Linked DNA regions of Homo sapiens: region 1 is linked to region 2. Evidence: chromatin loops called from intact Hi-C (ENCODE). Cell type or tissue: Calu3. All regions are shown on one strand. Links, peaks and the distances in the headings refer to the core of each region. The heading gives the core; the rest is flanking DNA.

Region 1 (2,917 bases), core at 214-2,713, 630 kb before region 2:
AGTAGCAAAATGGCTTCTCTAAATAAAGCTGTGATCAACAAACCCTTAGAAAGCTGGTTTCAATTTGTTTTGAAACTGAAACACACATATGTATACAGTCTGAATAAAGCAAGTGAAAAAAACACCCCATGAAAGTTTAACTCTACAATTTAAAAGAAAACCTTTATCAAAGCCAGAAATTGTTTCCTGAATTGCTCTGCCAAAAGTCTAATAAAAAATCTATATGCTATGGAGTAAGTTTGAAGATCCAGTGTTTAACTCTAATGTTCTCTTAGCTTAGCAGAGATTGAATAAGAGATTACTGTAGCAAAGCAGTTTTCCAAACCAAAATGTCCTTCGCATCTGAAAGGTTTTACATCATCTTTAATGGCATATCAAAGACCCATGATTAGGCAAGGAGACACCTTTAAATTTACTTTAGTTTTGTTTCATATATGTAAAAATCCACTCCAAATAAATCCATTACTTCTTCTCAACAGTACTGAGCTTGTCAGAGGCTCATCAAAACATTATACTCAGGTTAATAAATTTCAGCTGTTACGTGATGTTAGTGCCATAACAAGCATTAGCCAAAGAATCAAAGAAAAAGTATATAATAAAAAGAAAAACCCAAGACAAAGGTTAGAAGAATTTTAAAAATGGAAAAAATCCGAAAAGCAACTCACCTGCAATTAGGTGGAGGGTCTAAAGTGATGTCCGCCAGCTCCTTCTGAATTCTGGAGTGGGAGAAATGGGAAAGACAAACACAAGAAGCATTAAGGCGCGGAAGCCTCCCACCTGTAGCGTGCAGGTCTGCAGATAAACCTAAGCGCGATCACTGGATTCTACTGGGCAAAGAGGAACTACACATCAAGAACTTCAGGTCCCTAGTTTAGGAAAAAAACTTTTCACGGAGGAAGTGAGGCAGCCTGGAATCTCCTGTTCTCATCTGCAAAGTTTGGCTTCCAACCTTGCCTCGCACACCAGGGCAGTTCTATTCCTCGGTGTTTTCCATGTAGGACCTAATTTTAAAGTTTCTCACTTGCCGACCGGTTTCCTCAGTCCCTCCCCTGCACCTCTCCCCAGCACGGAGAGATCACAGCCATCGGTGCGTGGGAAGGACGCCAGCCTCCAGCCTCCCTTGCCCCTTTCACCCCTCAGATGCCCCCATGCCCACCCCGGCAGGGCGCCCCCGACAGGCCGAAGGTCCGAGGCCTCGCTCAACACCCGACCCGCCCGGAGTCCTCAGTGACGAAGCCAACATGGCCGCTCCCCACGAGGCCCCTCGGGCCCGAGTGACCTGCCAGCCGTGGCGGGGTGCCCGGGAGGCCCAGACCGCAGGTCGCTCCCCAGCGGTGGGCTGCCACCGCCCGGCCACGCCGCCCCCACCCCGCGCGCGCCCCCGACGGCTCGCGCCGCGCCGGTGAAGTTGCGGGCGGGGGAGGGGAACAGGGTGCCCGCACGGGGGCTGCTCCGCGCCGCCCCAGCTCTCCTCTCCCGGCGCCCAGAACCTTGGCCCGAGACCGCGCGCGAAAGCAGGGCGCGAACACCCCCGCCCGCCACTCGGGCACCACAGACCCCAAGTGGCCGGCCCGCGGCCGCACAGGTGCACCGGACCCTGCCTCCGCCCCGCACGCTGGCCGGGACTCTCGGCCCACCTCCCCGGACCTGCTTTTCCCCGGGCGTCCTCTAACTTCCCGGGGTCTGCCCACTTCCTTCATGGTCCGCTCTCTAGCTCACACTGGGGATAGACTGGAGACCTGCAGTTTTCTCCCTCCGCACCAACCCTCGACTTCACAAAGGGCCCCATCCCCCACTCATAGGCCGAAGCCACCAGGCAGTTCACACCAAGCCCTGGCCTTTGTCTTTTGCTTACCTAGGCACTTAGAGCATCAATTAATACGACAGTTTAGGGCCTCTAAGCTTCTTCCACCTTCTAAACGGTGCCTAATTTTATAACCTTTCCTCCTCCTATCATATAAAGCCCAATGGGGCTATGTTACAACTTAAAAATCTCACCGAGGCAGCACTGTAGTTAAAAAAATTTTAAACACACACACAGAGCAATCTAATTCACAAAGGATACGTTTTCCTTTCCAAAGGTTTTCTGCGGGTAGGAGGACGGACGAGCTATATGTAATGAGGAACAGGTTTTAAGGACGACGACTGGGGGAGGTTCTATAAACCTTCCTACTGGAGGACATTTCCTGTCCCTACGTATCTGTCAACTTTAGAAAGGGGTTTGTTCACAATCTCAATTGACACGTATTTGTGTCCTGCTAAATTCTACTATCAAAAAGCGTTTCATTTCTGAGACATTCATACTCCCGCTGTTTGACTCATGACTGTACATTAGACTCAAAGTTTGGAAAATTGGTTTCCTGATTCTTTACCTGAATCTTTTCAAATAACTGTATTTTAAGACCTACACACGTAGGCAAAAATTTCCTCCCCGGAGCACAACGCATATAAAAATACATATTGACTTCAGTCCTCCTTGCCAACCCAACTCCCACTATAAAATAGTCACAAAAAAAGGTAGTTGTTTCTTTAATACCTAAGAAGCGTTAATACCAAAAAGCTTTATCAACTTCATCTTGACAGACAGCATTTGCATTTCCAAAAAACTGGCAAGAGATTTGCAGGAGTAACTCATACCTATTTCCAGAGAGTCATTCTTGTTCAGACCACTTGCAATGGGGGCTTTCCTCTACCCACGGTTTAGAAACCACTTTCCAACATGCAGTTAGCAGCCTGTTAGTCTGCCAATTCAGGCTTCTTTTTCACTCCTACTCCTGGTGAATGTGCCCCTTCCAATTCTATGGGCAACACCTACCTTCCAAATCAATATACTTCACAGAACAGCCTCTATAGGGTCCCACTAACATCAATTTTCCCCATTCTCTTTCCTGGATACACTGTCCCTCTCCATTTTTTT
Region 2 (2,917 bases), core at 98-2,597:
AGATATTGTGTCTCTTCTTTTAGCAGATAAAAAATTTGAATTATAAAGGGACCAAATTGTTGGAGCCCACTGCAATTTTTTAGTTACTAGACGTTTTTGTGAGCTTCATAGTCATTTATAAACCTAATCATAAGATATTTAGAGACAAAGCCAATATTACAATAGAAATTAAGGCAATTGAACAAAAAATCTGATTCTCCCCAAATTACAGATAATCCTATATACCTTACAATGTAGATTGTAAAAATTTAGGTATGATATCAAAGTCACTGCTTAGTAACATACCTAAGTCATTCCTTCAAAATCGTCATTTAGTGAAAGAGAATAAAGCCCTTTTCTTAGCCTTTGTATAGAGATGCATTTGGTATTAGATTTGATAGGAGACCCTAAGGTGGCAAAAGAAAGTCTATTTACAGCAATCTAATAAAGCTTGCGCACCCACCTCATAGCCTTCCTTTCCCACCTGCAAATAAACACCGTCACTTAAGTGTGGTTAATGTTGGCTTCCTTTCATTTTGTTTGTCATTGTAAAGCAGGTGTTGTTCCCCAAAATTGTTCTCCATAAAAGAGGGAGTTGCCAAATAACTAAGTCCTTACAGTCTTTGTCTTATTACGGGGTTCTCTCTTGAGTTTTTAATTTTGAACAGTGAAGTACTATTTGGGAATGAGATATTAGTTGAAATGAACCTCCTTAATATGAGTCTTCAATGCTGATAGATGTCATCTAATGAAATCACTAATTTTTAAAGGAGGTAAGGAAATTTAACACAGATATTGTAATTTTTAGTGGGGGTATGACCTCACAAATACTTGTATTGAAGAACATTGTTAAAAGCTCTTTCAAATCACTTTCAAAAGCAATTCAGAAAGTTATTGCATTGAGGAGATCACTAATACACTCTTCCAGGATGCACTAAAAGGAAACTTCCCTAGCATTCTGCAAATAGGCACATGTGATTTAAGATATATTCTCTAATAACAACTTCATGCATTGATTTAAAAAGTGCTGTGTTTCAAAAACTTACTTGAAGTTTATGTATTTTGAAAAATGTTGGGTGAATCCACGATTAGTTCTAGTTATGATGATGTTGTATTTTGTTAATCTAGATTAGGATTGCCCTGACCGAAAAATTATTCCTTGTCCTCGAGAGAAGTATAAATGTGTGTGTGTTTTTTGGTATGCATTTACTTACAGGAGAATGTGTTATCATGCTAAAGAAAAAAAAGAAGGATTAGTACATTCGATTTCTTTCTTCTCAAGTTGAGCATAGACAGGACAGAGAACTGGAATAATTGGGCTCAGTGCCCACCTGGGCAATAAGACACGTGGGTTTATTAAAAACTGATGAACCTCTACTCCGTGTTTTGAATTCTCCATCCATAGCCTTCCCAGTCCCTTTACCACTTTAAGGCACATGGGTTCCCTGTATGGTTTCACTCCCAGGAAAGGTAGCATCTGTGTCTTTGTTGAAGGGTTGCCCCCAAGCGGTTGGAATCTAATTTGTCTACACTTGGGGAGTTGAAAGTGCCTGGAAAGTTAAGTTTTCTCAGAGGCAGTCCCTAACCAATGACTGATGAGTGCAGAGTAGGGTAGGGGGTAATAAATGGGCAGAATACCTTGCTCCCTGGTGGGGACAACTCTGAGGAAGTACACATGCCCTCTCCAAAGGTCTCCTGTAGAACTGAGCCTATGTTACCTTCTGTAGGACTTTGCTTTTTGCTTGCTTGGCCTTCTTCCTTTCCTGATCTCACTTCCCCTGTTGGTTTGTTTTGGGACATTTCCTAATAAATTGCTTTAGTATGAATCCTCATCTCAGGGTCTATGTCTAGGAACCCCTCCTAAAACAGGTGGTTCACTGTGGACCCTCACAATTGTCTTGCTGGGTTGTGGAAGTTAGACCACACATCTGAATAAAATGAATATCGCTTCCAGAGCAGGAAACGAGATGGCTTTCCTCTTTATAGCATATGCTGCTCAGATCACTCATTCAGAATCTAGGCACTCATTCTCCCAGCTGCTGGGAGCCCTGGCAACTCACACTCTTTTGTATCAATTGCCATTAGCCAAAGGACAGCCCTTATGGCATGGCTGGCCAATGTGGGAGTTCAGGTCCAGGCCTCTGTGTTTTTATTTAGAATGGCTTTGAAGAGCTATCCTAACTCAAGAGCTCCCTGTAGTATCAGCTGAGAACTCTGTTGCAATTCATTGCAACCCATTTTTTCTCTCTGCCCAATTTTGCCTTTTTTTTTTTTAACACCCCCACATATGTTGTTCTCAGAGGCACTCTTCCATAAAACTCGTGTTAGGAAATTTCTTAGAGTCTCTTTTCTGGGGAAACAGATCTATAATATTCTCCAACCTGAAGAGAGAACCCAGAAACCTAAACTCTGAGTTCTAGGAAACAAAGGCTCAAAGAAGTGAAGTGGCTTGCCCAAGGTCACACAGCTTATAAGGATTGACAGAGTCTGACTCAAACCACCTGAGTTTGAATCTAGACCACTCCCCCTTTCCATTTGCACATAAATCACCCAAAATACATGGCTAAATTATATTTTCAAAGATAGTGAGTTATTTTTATTTTATTTATGCATGGATTCTTAAACTGCTGCATTTCAGAAACCTACTTGAAGTGAAAATTATGTATTTTGAAAAAGTGTTGGGTAAATTTTGTGTGTGTGTGTGTGTGTGTGTGTGTGTGTGTGTGTGACAGAGTTTCGCTCTTGTTGCCCAGGCTGCAGTGCAATGGTGCCATCTCAGCTCACCACAACCTCTGCCTCCCAGGTTCAAGCGATTCTCCTGCCTCAGCCTCCCAAGTAGCTGGGATTACAGGCATGTACCACCACCTCTGGCTAATTTTGTATTTTTAGTAGAGATGGGGTTTCTACATGTTGGTCAGGTTGATCTTGAACTCCCCAC

The links. Hi-C counts contacts between places; a loop is a spot of excess contacts. Peaks named below come from ENCODE experiments on the same cell type or tissue, not always from the same donor. Only the 100,000 strongest peaks of a DNase experiment are listed, where the experiment ranks them.
Region 1: a loop joins it to region 2, with 2.7 times the contacts of the local background. A loop is called at or near these places in 14 of 110 quality-filtered maps.

The regions. Positions count from the first base shown.
Region 1 is chr3:23,809,259-23,812,175 of GRCh38, reverse strand. UBE2E1 (ubiquitin conjugating enzyme E2 E1) reads right to left here. Exons shown (of 6, transcript NM_003341.5): 3 at 666-716. Among named protein-coding and RNA genes, the nearest start is that of UBE2E1-AS1, 3.8 kb to the right of the region's middle. RefSeq lists a silencer at 1,264-1,583 and an enhancer at 2,054-2,113. In Calu3, for the core only: no CTCF peak of the experiment used is centred there; DNase peaks (open chromatin) are centred at 1,205 and 1,705.
Region 2 is chr3:23,182,477-23,185,393 of GRCh38, reverse strand. No RefSeq gene overlaps it. Among named protein-coding and RNA genes, the nearest start is that of UBE2E2-DT, 19 kb to the left of the region's middle. In Calu3, for the core only: no CTCF peak of the experiment used is centred there; a DNase peak (open chromatin) is centred at 1,473.